Regions from separate parts of the Homo sapiens genome. Here region 2 is linked to region 1. The links are chromatin contacts, found by Hi-C or POLR2A ChIA-PET in ENCODE. All regions are on one chromosome and are shown on one strand. Each heading gives the region's core, a stretch centred on a gene start or an enhancer-like site at or near the end of the contact. The rest is flanking DNA. Distances are from core to core; before and after follow the strand shown.

What was found. Hi-C counts contacts between places; a loop is a spot of excess contacts on that map. ChIA-PET counts read pairs that join two places held with the same protein, here RNA polymerase II (POLR2A).
Region 2: POLR2A ChIA-PET joins it to region 1 with 13 read pairs in activated CD4-positive, alpha-beta T cell. The contact joins the promoter of HADHA here to the enhancer-like site in region 1. A Hi-C loop is called at or near these places in 1 of 168 maps with a recorded cell type or tissue (dorsolateral prefrontal cortex). POLR2A ChIA-PET finds 5 or more read pairs at or near these places in 1 of 52 experiments (activated CD4-positive, alpha-beta T cell).

The regions. Positions count from the first base shown.
Region 1 is chr2:25,893,949-25,896,517 of GRCh38, reverse strand. No RefSeq gene overlaps it. Among named protein-coding and RNA genes, the nearest start is that of ASXL2, 17 kb to the right of the region's middle. Within about 2 kb of position 1,282, at least 2 of the 41 ENCODE cell types and tissues checked have a DNase peak (open chromatin) inside an H3K27ac peak, as active enhancers do.
Region 2 is chr2:26,243,333-26,245,901 of GRCh38, reverse strand. It overlaps HADHA (hydroxyacyl-CoA dehydrogenase trifunctional multienzyme complex subunit alpha), which reads left to right and starts at 1,270. Exons shown (of 20, transcript NM_000182.5): 1 at 1,270-1,372. The coding sequence starts at 1,306. It overlaps HADHB (hydroxyacyl-CoA dehydrogenase trifunctional multienzyme complex subunit beta), which reads right to left and starts at 963. Exons shown (of 16, transcript NM_000183.3): 1 at 912-963. RefSeq lists enhancers at 794-893, 748-1,428.

The DNA of each region.
Region 1 (2,569 bases), core at 33-2,532:
AAATAAATAAATAAATAAATAAATAAATAAATAAGCTGGGTGTGGCGGCGCGTGCCTGTGGTCCCAACTACTTGGGAGGCTGAGGCATGAGAATTGCTTGAACCCAGGAGGCGGAGGTTGCAGTGAGCTGAGATTGCACCACTGCACTCCAGCCTGGGTGACAGAGCAAGATTCTGTAAAAAAAAATCAATAAAATAAAATAAAAATCCAGAAGCAAAAATCTCACTTTAGAAGAAAAAGTTAGTCTTAAATCTAAGATCAGAACACATAGCGTGTTATCTACCTTTCCTGAGTTGCAAATGGTAGCAAAAATAAATGGGTTGGTTTCCTCTCCTTCATTCTAATATTTTCTACATCTTGTGATAGTTAACATTTTTGAGCATCAGCTATGAATCCAAACCTCCCGTTCATTTTACCTAATCCTCAGAACATCTACTATGCCAATTAGTTCTAGTTTAAATTCAGGACCACACCTCTCAAAAGGACTGTCAACGCTGCCAAGCAGTCCCACTACACTTCCCCAATACATTCTTTCCTCCATTCTCCAAAGCAACTTTTTCACACATTCTCTCTCTCTGCAAATCTCCCACCTCCTCCTCCACTTCCTCAGTCCTGCCTACCTCTCCCACATCTTCCCAGATCCCTCTCCACTTCACTCCATTCTAGATCTTTGTTAGGTTCTGTTGACATTCCAAACTCTCTCCTCTGCCTTATGGCTTTTGAAACTCCCCTTCCCTCTCATTGGAATGCTCCACACCCTGATCCTTAGAGGGCTAGTTGCTTTTTGTCTTCCTTACTTCTGTCTCAGCTCAAATATCAAATTCTCAGAGAGGCTTTTCTTGTCATCTAACAATGCCTCCACCCAGTCATTGTCTTTCACATCAGCTTGTTTTACTGTCTTCCTAGAATTTATAAATATCCCATATTGTCTTGTCTATTTATTTCTCTCTCATCTCTACTTGAATAAAGCTCCATGACAGGCTGGGCACAGTGGCTCATGCCTATAATCCTAGCACTTTGGGAGGCCAAGGTGGGGAGGATCACTTGAGCCCAGGAGTTGGAGACCAGCCTGAGCAACAGGGCAATACCCTGTCTCAAAAAAAAAGAAAAAAAAAAAAGCAAGCTCCGTGACAGCAGGGCCTCCCTTACCCGATTTAATTCTGTATTCTCAACACCCAAGTCTGAGTCTGTCACATAATAGGCATACAAGAATAAAGATTTATTGGCCAGGCATGGTGGCTCATGCCTGTAATCCTAGCGCTCTGGGAAGCTGAAGAAGGCGGATCACCTAAGGTCAGGAGGTGGAAACCAGCCTGGTCAACATGGTGAAACCTCCGTCTCTACTAAAAATACAAAAAGTAGCCAGGCATGGTGGCATGTGTTCGTAGTCCCAGCTACTCTGGAAGCTGAAGCACAAGAATTGCCTGACCCTGGGAGGCAGAGGTTGCAGAGGGCGACTCCATCTCAAAAACAAAAAAAAAAGATTTATTAAGTAAATTATTCCCACACTGAAGATCAGAGAATCCAAATAAATTACATAAGTTCACTCAGCTAGTAAATAACAAAGTTGGAATAAACCTAAGTCTATTTAGGACCAGGCTATATCCCCATTTATATAAAAATGGATTTGGCCTCTGAAGAGTATTTGTGAATGTGAAGAGCATGTAAGACAACTTCAGGATGAATAGTCAAATTCCTCAGGCCAAAAACCAAGGAGATGCTGAGGACATCTGGCAGGACAAAGCCCGCAGTAACTAAGGAGCAGCATGGCCTGGCTGTTCCCAGCTTGCTCCTGGCTGGCCTCCAACTCCTCTGCCTTCCCTCCTGTTTCCTGCAGTCTCTGAACCTTTGGCCACGTGCACTACAGTACAGTTTCAGACAGCCTCTGATTTTCCCTTCATGCCCATCAGGCGAACTAGTTCATGTCTGCCAATAGCATTCAATAAGAATGCAGGAGGCCAGGCGTGGTGGCTCACACCTGTAATCCCTGAGCTTTGTTTGGGAGGCTGAGGCAGGCCAACTGCTTGAGCCCAGGAGTTCGAGATCGGCCTGGGCAACATAAGGAGACAAGATTTTTATAAAAAATACAATAATTAGCCCAGCATAGTGATGCACACCTGTAGTCCCAAGCTACCTGGGAGGCTGAGGTGGAAGGGTTGCTTGAACCTGGGAGGTCAAGGCTGCAGTGAGCCAAGATTGCACCACTGCACTACAGCCTGGGCAACAGAGGGAGACCTTGTTTTTTGTTTTTTTGGTTTTTTTTTTTGGGATGGAGTCTCACTCTTGTCATCCAGGCTGAGGTACAGTGGCATGATCTCAGCTCACTCAACCTCCAATTCCCGGGTTCAAGCGATTCTCCAGCCTTAGCCACCCAAGCTGGGATTACAGGTATGCGCCACCATGCTTGGATAATTTTTGTGTTTTTGGTAGAGAAGAGGTTTTGTCTGCTCTGTCACCCAGGCTGGAGAGACAGATCTCAAAAAAAAAAAAAAAAAAAGCAAGTATCACAAGATGCACTGCAAATACAATAATGAACATGGCAGACACTGTCCCTACACCTACTGCTTTG
Region 2 (2,569 bases), core at 21-2,520, 350 kb before region 1:
AGACTAGAAAATGTATATATTCTGAGCTTCCCAAACTTCATCTAGAAAATGCAAATGATAATAATTTGGGGAATGTGAGGACTAAACAAAAAGGTATGAAGGTGACCAGAGCACAGCAGGCTCTCAATGTGACTTCCTTTTGAAATCAATCACTTTATTCCAGGACTCCAGCCCATCATTCCAGCACAAAAACAGCTACCATGCAATGAAGAACTCTTCACTAGGAGTTAGTAGACTTAGGCTCCAGTCTTATTTCTACTACATATGGCCATGGGTAAAATCACTCTCTCTGATTCGTAGGCAGTTTCTTCACCGCTTAAGTGAGCTGAGGTGTGAACGACCAGATAGATAATCATCCAGATCGGAAAACCCCCGAGAGCGCAGGATTATCTGGATAACGGAGCCGGATGGAGGATTGTCTCCGTTCCTCCCACACTCAAGCCCCGAAAGGTCACCTGACCTAGTCTTATTCTTTACAGCAGAAATCGGGCAAACCCATGGCGCCGTCCACAATCTCTATAGCCGCCGACCTGGGTACAGGGGAAGCAGGCGAAACAACACACACTTCTACGCAGACCAGGGTTACATTAAGGCCGACGCCCACACACGCCCACACACACCCACACACACACACACACCCCCACACCCCCAGACTTCGTTAACTTGTGATGATAAATTAGGGCGCAGGTGACACTACTGTCCCGAACTTCAGCTGGAACGCTAGTCCAAGTCACTGTCCTAACTGCAGCTAGCACTGCCGACCTTGTCCGAGGAGTTTCCTTCCGCTCCCTCAACTCCCACTTTCCCAGGGAGGGGAGGGGGCCGGGGGCACCGGCGACAGTTGCGGGGAAGGAAGTGGAATCTCGCCTTTGGGAAAGCCCGGGCGGAGAGCTGAGGGCTCGCCGTCTCACCTTGGCTGACGTCCGCGAGGACTCCCTCTCGGAGCAAGGTTCAGGTCCAAGTACCAAGGCTCTGCGGGACCAAGGGGCGGGTCCTGCCCAGAAAGGGCCCCTCACCCCGCGGGCGGTCAGGGCCGTTCTTGAGGGCTGCCCTCCGGCCGCCTGACTGGAAAACCAGGCACTCCACCCCCTCCTCTCCGGGCCCCCGTCCTCCCCCGGAGAATACGACCTTTCGGCCATGTTAGCCAGGAGCGAGGGGCAGGGCTAAGGGGCCGGCGGCCACTCGGCATCTGGGTTTTAGTCAGGCAGTGCTCCAGGCGCCTGGCTGCCAGGCTACGGGAGAAAAGTCCTCCGCTCGGCCGCACCCGTTAGAGGCGCTCTCCACTGCTGTCCTCTTCAGCTCAAGATGGTGGCCTGCCGGGCGATTGGCATCCTCAGCCGCTTTTCTGCCTTCAGGATCCTCCGCTCCCGAGGTGAGGCCTGGCCGAGGGCATCCCAGACCTCCGGGCAGAACTCCTGCCGGGACTGGGGTGGCCCCGGAGCCGCGTCTCCCTTTCGCTGCCGCCTGCCCCAGCCCGGAGACGCAGCCCTCTGTGGGGATACTGCCCTGGGACCCGGTTTCCCGTGACCTTCTGAAGAGACTGTCACTTCCCCTCTCACGACTCCTGCGGCGATTTCAGGCTTCCTAACTCCCCAACTTTCTGAGTCTGGTGCCACTCGTTCTGTCACCTTTCCGCGGGTCTCTTGCGTCGCACTTCTGGGCTCACGCCCCTCATATTTTCTTGATCCGGAGTTCCAGGAGAATCGGGATCCATTCTGTCGCATCTTTGTGGCTCCACAGCACCTTGCCCCGCAACAAGAGCTGTCTTAAAAACAGCACCTTACCCCGCAACAAGCGCTGTCTTGTATGGGATTAATCAGCCTTGCAGATCACTGCCCCTCCCTGCTCCGTTCCCTCAAAACCATTTTTGTGCTTACTACCCCAATCAAGTAGGGAGCTCAACTCTTGCAGTTTCAGTAATGTCAGTGTGAACGTATAGTATTTTGAATTTCAGCGGGAAGTTCTGCAACTTACTGGAAGACACACTTTAAAAATACGCTAATACCTCTACCTTAAGCAATAAAATGTTAGATCGTTCTGAGAACGATTTGTAATCTGATGATTCCCAGTCAGCCTGTATTAGCTAGTGTTTTTCCTTTTCAAACTGGCAGTGAAAGGGTTAAAGTGGGTGGTTGTAGGAAACGTTGCATTTTCTTTCCATCCCAAATCTGTAAAGTCAAAAGTGGACAACGTTTTATTGCATGTTGTGCTTAATAAGTTACTTAACTAGAAATTTTAACTTTTAATTTAATTTGTAATATGAATTACCTCTCTTCCCTCTTCCGGAACCGCTGAAGTAGTATGCTTTTTTTAGACAAGTAGCTGAAATCCCTTACTGTAAGGGGATTTTTTTAATGATTGAATATTTTTCTGCTCCCTTTTTTCAACAGCTGTTTTTAGTCTCCACAAAACTGTAGCATGTATTTGCCAATTATAACATAAGCACATTATAGAACATTGAAATGCTGTAAGGATTGAGGAAAGAGATGAAAAAAAAACGAATCACCCATTGTCTTACTACTCATATGCTTACCTACGGTTAGCCTTCGGTTATGTTTCCTTACAGGTT